Linked DNA regions of Homo sapiens: region 2 is linked to region 1. Evidence: chromatin contacts called from ENCODE Hi-C or POLR2A ChIA-PET data. All regions are on one chromosome and are shown on one strand. The core of a region is the stretch at or near the end of the contact, and the rest is flanking DNA. Distances in the headings are between cores, read along the strand shown.

What was found. Hi-C counts contacts between places; a loop is a spot of excess contacts on that map. ChIA-PET counts read pairs that join two places held with the same protein, here RNA polymerase II (POLR2A). Pooled maps may share reads with other maps.
Region 2: a loop to region 1 is called in a pooled map, with 2.6 times the contacts of the local background. The contact joins the enhancer-like site here to the promoter of NUMA1 in region 1. A Hi-C loop is called at or near these places in 1 of 37 single-sample maps with no recorded cell type and 2 of 50 pooled maps. POLR2A ChIA-PET finds 5 or more read pairs at or near these places in 1 of 52 experiments (WTC11).

The regions. Positions count from the first base shown.
Region 1 is chr11:72,078,878-72,082,072 of GRCh38, forward strand. It overlaps NUMA1 (nuclear mitotic apparatus protein 1), which reads right to left and starts at 1,665. Exons shown (of 27, transcript NM_006185.4): 1 at 1,581-1,665. LRTOMT (leucine rich transmembrane and O-methyltransferase domain containing) reads left to right here and starts at 1,973. Exons shown (of 9, transcript NM_001145310.4): 1 at 1,973-2,008. It overlaps LRRC51 (leucine rich repeat containing 51), which reads left to right and starts at 1,973. Exons shown (of 6, transcript NM_145309.6): 1 at 1,973-2,008. RefSeq lists enhancers at 1,076-2,031, 1,751-2,020, 2,032-2,986.
Region 2 is chr11:72,386,554-72,389,748 of GRCh38, forward strand. The region is part of intron 3 of CLPB (ClpB family mitochondrial disaggregase); the gene reads right to left. Among named protein-coding and RNA genes, the nearest start is that of CLPB, 46 kb to the right of the region's middle. Within about 2 kb of position 1,623, at least 3 of the 41 ENCODE cell types and tissues checked have a DNase peak (open chromatin) inside an H3K27ac peak, as active enhancers do.

The DNA of each region.
Region 1 (3,195 bases), core at 415-2,914:
TCCACAAAGCAGAGAGGCCCAACTCCCTTACCATTAAAGCTTTAACGACCAGACAACCCAGAAGTTTGGAAACATAGAACCAGGCAACAGATACTAGAGAGAGGGAATTATGTATTAAAGCAAGAAAATATCATCACGTTTTCAAGAGGGAGTGCCATTCCAGTAAAGAGGACAGCTTAATACTGAGGTTCAAATGCCACTAAATGAAAACGGGAAAGCGAAATTCCTGTGCCCTTTCAGCCCAAGAAATTATTCCAAAGCATACATTTATTCCCATTACATGTCGCAAATCCTGCCTAGCCATTAGGATACAGTGACGAAAAAGTCTCTCGTTATCTAGAAGGGCAGACAAACACGCAGACTTTTAAAATACCAGATGGCAGGCCGGGCGTGATGGCTCACGCCTGTAATCCCAAGCACTTTGGGAAGCCGAGGCGGGCGGATCACGAGGTCAAGAGTTCAAGACCGGCCTGGCCAAGATGGTGAAACCCTGTGTCTACTAAAAATACAAAAGTTAGCCGGGTGTGGTAGCGGGCGCCTGTAATCCCAGCTACTCGGGAGGCTGAGGCAGGGAACTGTTTGAACCCGGGTGGCAGAGGTTGCAGTGAGCCGAGATCGCGCCACTGCACTCCGGCCTGGGCGATAGGGCGAGACTCCGTCTCAAAAAAAAAAAAAAATGACAAGTGCTAACTCAGAGGTAAGCAAAAGAGAGTACCCAGAGGCGGCAGCATCAACCCAGTGGGCTCCCGCCCACCCACAATCTTCACACAGTCACACCACTTATAGTCATAAATTTGTACTCTCCGAGGTGCGTGTATGAAACATGTTATCTGTGAGAGTCCATGGATGAAAAACAAAAACAAACAAAAATTAAAAAAAAAAAAAAAAAAGACTTAACCTGTTTTGACCAGGACAACCACCCCAGGAAGTAGGTAAGGCAGGTAAGGTCATTGTTTACATATATGAAAAGTGAGGCTCAAAATACACTGACCAGTCCAAGACAACGCGCGCCCCCACAAAGCACCTTCCCCGTCCCCATTTATGCCCAACCCATAAACCCAAAGTAGAGCCAACCTCGCACTGGCTACGTAACCCGGGCCAAGCTAAACATTATAAACCTCAGGCTCCCCATCTTTAAAGTATAACAGGTGGTTAGAAGATTAAAAAGATAAACATTTGGCAGGTCATTGTGGACGGTGTAGCTCAGAAAATGCTGACTACTGCACTACCATAACTACTGCTATTGTTAACGATAAAAGGCAAAGACTTTCCAGGACCCGACCCCTCGCTTACAAGCCTTTCGGGAACTTGCCCTATACCCCCGACCCCAGTCACCTTCAGATTTAATTCCACAGACACGCCCCCAAACAGACCCTCCCCTTTAAGGCACCCCCCCCCCCCCCGGCTCCTCCCTCTCAGGCGCCTCTCCTCACAAACCTTACCCCCATAGATTCTGCCCTTTCGGACTCGGTTATGGAGGAGGCCTTCCGCTCGCAGCGGCCTCTCCAGCACCCCTTTTAGGCCTGAGCACCCGCAGGGGTGCCCAGGCCGCACGCCAAACGCGGGCCCGCGCCGGTTACCTGGCTGCGCGCTCCCGCTCTGCCTCGCGATTCTCCGGAATCGTACCTCTTCGTGGGCTCGCGCCAGCGCTGTGAGCGCACAATTAGTTTAAACTATGGCCCCGCCCCCTCGCGCTGCCCTCTGATTGGCCTCTGTCGGCGGGGCCCGCTTAAGGACCCGGGAAAAGGAAGTTTGAGGGCCACTGGGAAAGAGAAGGGGTATCACCGCTTCCGGACCCCGGCCTGTACTTGAAGGCAAAGAGAACTACAAATCCCAGCGTCACCCGCGGCCTTGAAGCCCCGCCCCTGACAAACTGAAGGTCCCGGTAAGCATCGCGTCAGTACTTATGGCGCCTGCCGGGTTGTGGTGACGAAAGCAGTTGCCATGGAGTTGCTCTGAGTAACCCTGAGGCAGTGGGACGCCAAGACTGGAGAGGAAGCGACTGCGGGTGAGTCGGGCGGGAAAACAGGAAACCCGTTCTAGGGGACAAGAGATCTATGGAGAAGGGAGGGGCACTCACAGAACGACTAAGAACCTTCCTGCTCGGGGATCTGAGATTTCCCCCACCGACCCTCATCACCTTTCACAGCGAACAAGATACAACACTCACATGGGACAGACTGGGCGAGGGGGAGCAGAGGGAGGGATAGGCGTTGAGATATATATCCATACAGATTTGGGGATGCTTAAGAACCACCCCCAGGGCCGGGAGCGGTGGCTCACGCCTGTAATCCCAACACTGGGAGACCAAGGCGGGCGGACCACTTAAGGCCAGGAGTTCGAGACCAGCCTGAGAAACATGGCGAACCCTGTCTCTACCAAAAACATAAAAAAATTAGCCGGGCTTGGTGGCGCGCTCCAGTGGCCCCAGCTACTAGGGAGGCTGAGGTAGAAGGATCGCTTGAGCCCGGAGATTGAAGCTGCAGTGAGCCGTGATCACGCAACTACACTCCAGCCTGGGCTATAGAGCGATACCTCCATCTCAAAACAAAACAAAACGAAACAAAACAAAAACAAAACAAAACAACGAACCCCGCCCCCAACGCAAACATAAAGCTCCCAAAATCGGATGCTTCAAGTTCCAGGCATAACCTGGGAGATCAGAAACGCCCTCAGAAATGGGGTTGGTTTTCCTCTGAGGAACTGAGACCCTCTTCCAAGACATGCGGTTAGCATTAGATTGAGTAAATCGCAGTCGCTACCCTAATTCTAGAGATGTAGGAAACTTCCTGGGGCGTGAAGTGCCTCATTCCTTCTTCTTCCAAGGAGTAAAACCCCTTCTCAATCTGTCCCCAGATTCCCTTTTCTCCCCACACCTTCTCCGTGGTCCGCTACTCAAAGCTCTACAGTTAGAGCTTCATTTTTTTTAGTACTCACGACAGATCTATTACATTTAGTAACCTACCCAGTGCTTTCACAGTCTCTCTTTTGATACTCTTAACAGCTCTGTGAGTCAAGGATATTTATCTTCATTTCACAGATTGGAAAACTGAAACCCAGAGAAAAGGGACTTGCCCAAGGCCACACACCAAATTAGTGACAGAGCTAGAACTAGACTCCAGTTCTCCGACTTCCAGCTAAGTCTCTTTAGCTTCAGCCTACTGCCTCTATAGCGGAAGGACTTGTTCCAAGGAA
Region 2 (3,195 bases), core at 373-2,872, 310 kb after region 1:
CTTGCTGAACGAATGAAGGAATTTCACTAACTTACATGCACACAAAGATACAGTCCTTACAGGTAAGCCCAAAACCAGATTCCATCTCCTACATAGCAGTGGTTCTTCTATATGTGACCTAAATCAGTTAAGTGAGTCTTCTGTGCCTACTCACCTTACCTAAAATAACTTTTAAAATTACCTTCAAAGGTAATTTATCCAGAATATGAATTAAGATTTCAAAGAGAAATGAGAAGGGTCTCTAAGCAGCTAAAATCTATGTCTAAAACTCATATGTTTAATTCATAGAAGTCTGTTGGGTTCTCATTTGGAGACTATTTACTCTCAGTTTATACACAATTTGGATTAAGATTGGCATTAGTCAGTCTTCCTATTTCCCAGAACGTTTAAAGCTAAGAGGGTACAAAAAGGCAGATACAGATAGGCAAACTAACTGAAAGCACTGCAAAACAATGTCTGATAGAGAAGTAGTATGGCACAGAAATTAAGAAAACTGGCTGTAAAATCTGGGATGATCAGAGCATCAGAATGAATAATGACAGTAATGTATTATAACCCATTAATTATATATAATTATAACCCACTGAGTAAAATAAGATTCTCCATTGAAGTCCACACTGAAAATTAATAAGTAAATGGAGAGAAGGGAAAGTTCTGTCTTACTATAGAATGAAAACTAATAATTGTAGAAGGAAGGATGAAATTAGAAAACCACCATTTTGTGGCCTCATAATAATTATTAGGATAATAAGAGTAGCTCATCTGGTTGTGTTAATACACATAAAGTAGCTTAGAACAGTGTCTTGACACATAACAACTGCTCAATGAATGTTAGTTATTATTACTATGTACCTGACCCTGTGGCTGGACTAAGGAAAGTCAGGAGACATACCAATTAAGACATCTAAATTGGGAAGACAGCATGGCATTTTATAACAAGCACAGAGAGACCTGTGTTCAAATCAAAGCTCTATCATTTACTGATTGTGTGTTCTTGGACCAGTGACTACACCTCTGGGCCTTCATTTCCTTACCAGAATAATGGAGATAATGATGGCTGCCGTGCAGGTTATAAGTACGTAAAACTCCATAGTGCCTGACACATTAAAAAAAAAAAAGCTCCACAAATCTAAGCTCTTTACCCTCTGTTTGTATAATCTCAGCAATAATCACATGAATCTGGGCTGTGATGGGCACCAGATCTATACCTGACCACCCTAGCACTCATGCTGGAATAGTCCTGCGTTAAGAAGGCAGCTCTTCTATATTCTGCACAAGTTGATGTGTGTTAAAATCCAAGTGTCGATCTAAACTCAAAGGGACGTAATTTGGTTAATCCTCAGCTGCTGTGTCCAATCACCATTCAATCACACCCCCTCCCATGGCAGGCTGTCCCTCCAGGCAGCTAGCGTCACTAACTGTGCTACCTGGGCCTCTCCAGGTTCATGAGTATTGATTTCATCTGTCCAATTTGCAGGCTGTAGGACGTGTCCAAGCAACCACGTATGTTGCCCTTGGTCCCAGAGGGCAGACAGTGGTCTAGCAGGGTGGGGAGAAGAGAGTGACTAGGATCGACCCTGGGGCTGCTAACCCAATCAAAGGGAATAAGCAATTCACTTCACAAACTTGGAGGCCAAAGAGGGTAAGCATCCAAGACAGTGACTCATCCTGAAACCTCAGAGAAGATTCCCTTCCCCTTTTTTTTTTTTTTTTTTGAGACAGAATCTCGCTTTGTCGCCCAGGCTGGAGTGCACTGGCGCAATCTCGGCTCACTGCCAGCTCCGCCTCCCGGGTTCACACCATTCTCCTGCCTCAGCCTCCTGAGTAGCTGGGACTACAGGCACCTGCCACCATGCCCGGCTAATTTTTTTGCATTTTTAGTACAGCCGGGGTTTCACCGTGTTAGCCAGGATGGTCTCGATCTCCTGACCTCGTGATCCGCCCGCTTCAGCCTCCCAAAGTGCTAGGATTACAGGTGTGAACCACCATACCCGGCCCTCCCTTCACTTTTAATAATACTCAAAAGGCAGCAGCACCACTGTGGGGTATAGACAGGGCTAAAGAAACCATGGCTGCTCAGTAACCAACAGTGGCGTCAAACACCTTGACATATGGCCAGTAGGTTTTTTGTTCAACAGCCTTCATGTACTTATAAAGTATCTAACCAAGAGCTCCAAACGGGTCAGGCCCTTCTTGGAGAAGCCAGCCCAGATCGGGCTAGAGGGCTACAAGAGTATGATTCACCACTAGCTTTGATCACCAAAAGAACCTCACTGAAACTATAGCATATAGCATATAGCAGGGCAGAAACACGGTAGAAGGCTAGCCAGGTTAGAGAAATCTAAGGCAAGGATGGTGAAAACGGGCTCAGCAGTAGGCCAACACCAGGGAGTGCCAAGAAGTTCACAATCAAAATAAAATTAAGGGCCACACACCAGGCAGCAAAGGTGTACATGAGGTCAGAGGTCAAGAACTAGAGGGTGAGGTAGAACAGATTATAAACCAAGTGAGTAGCCAGAAACCAAGGATTACACTGGTACCAGAAGTCAAGGCAAGGCAAAAGCAGCAGCATCCAGGAGCAGCAGTAAGGAGACAATGGAAATGGAATTATTTCTGCCTCTTTTATTTTCTGCTGAAGCAGAAAGAAATCCCCAACTCAAAACAGTATTTGGGAGAAGGTGACTTACATGGGGAGATGATGGTGAGTCAGCCCACCTGGCTGATATACAGAACACAGAGTGAGCAATAAGAACCAAATCTGATGGCACAGAGGAAGGTAGGCACTGCTACTGGAGCTGATCCATTAAAGGACAATAGGACAGTAGCAACTTCTCCTTTGTTCTGATGCTGGCATACTGGCTGCCATGTTGTAGGTGTGGGTTTCACTATTACTGTCTTAAATTTGAGTAGCTGGTACCACATGGGCTGTGGTATAAGGCTAGGTCTTCACGGTCTTAACAGTTGGATTAAAGGAGGCAGAGTAAAACAGGCCACTCAATTATGTTTTTCTATATCAGGACACATCTCCACTCAAAGGAATTACTCCACAGGCACTCACTGGGCAAAGGCTTAAGAATATCAGCGATTCTCTGGCTGGCATGGTGGCTCATACCTATAATTCCAGCACTCTGGGAGACTGAGGAAGGAGGATCATTTGAGCCCAGGAGTTCAAGACCAGCCTGGGCAACATAGTGA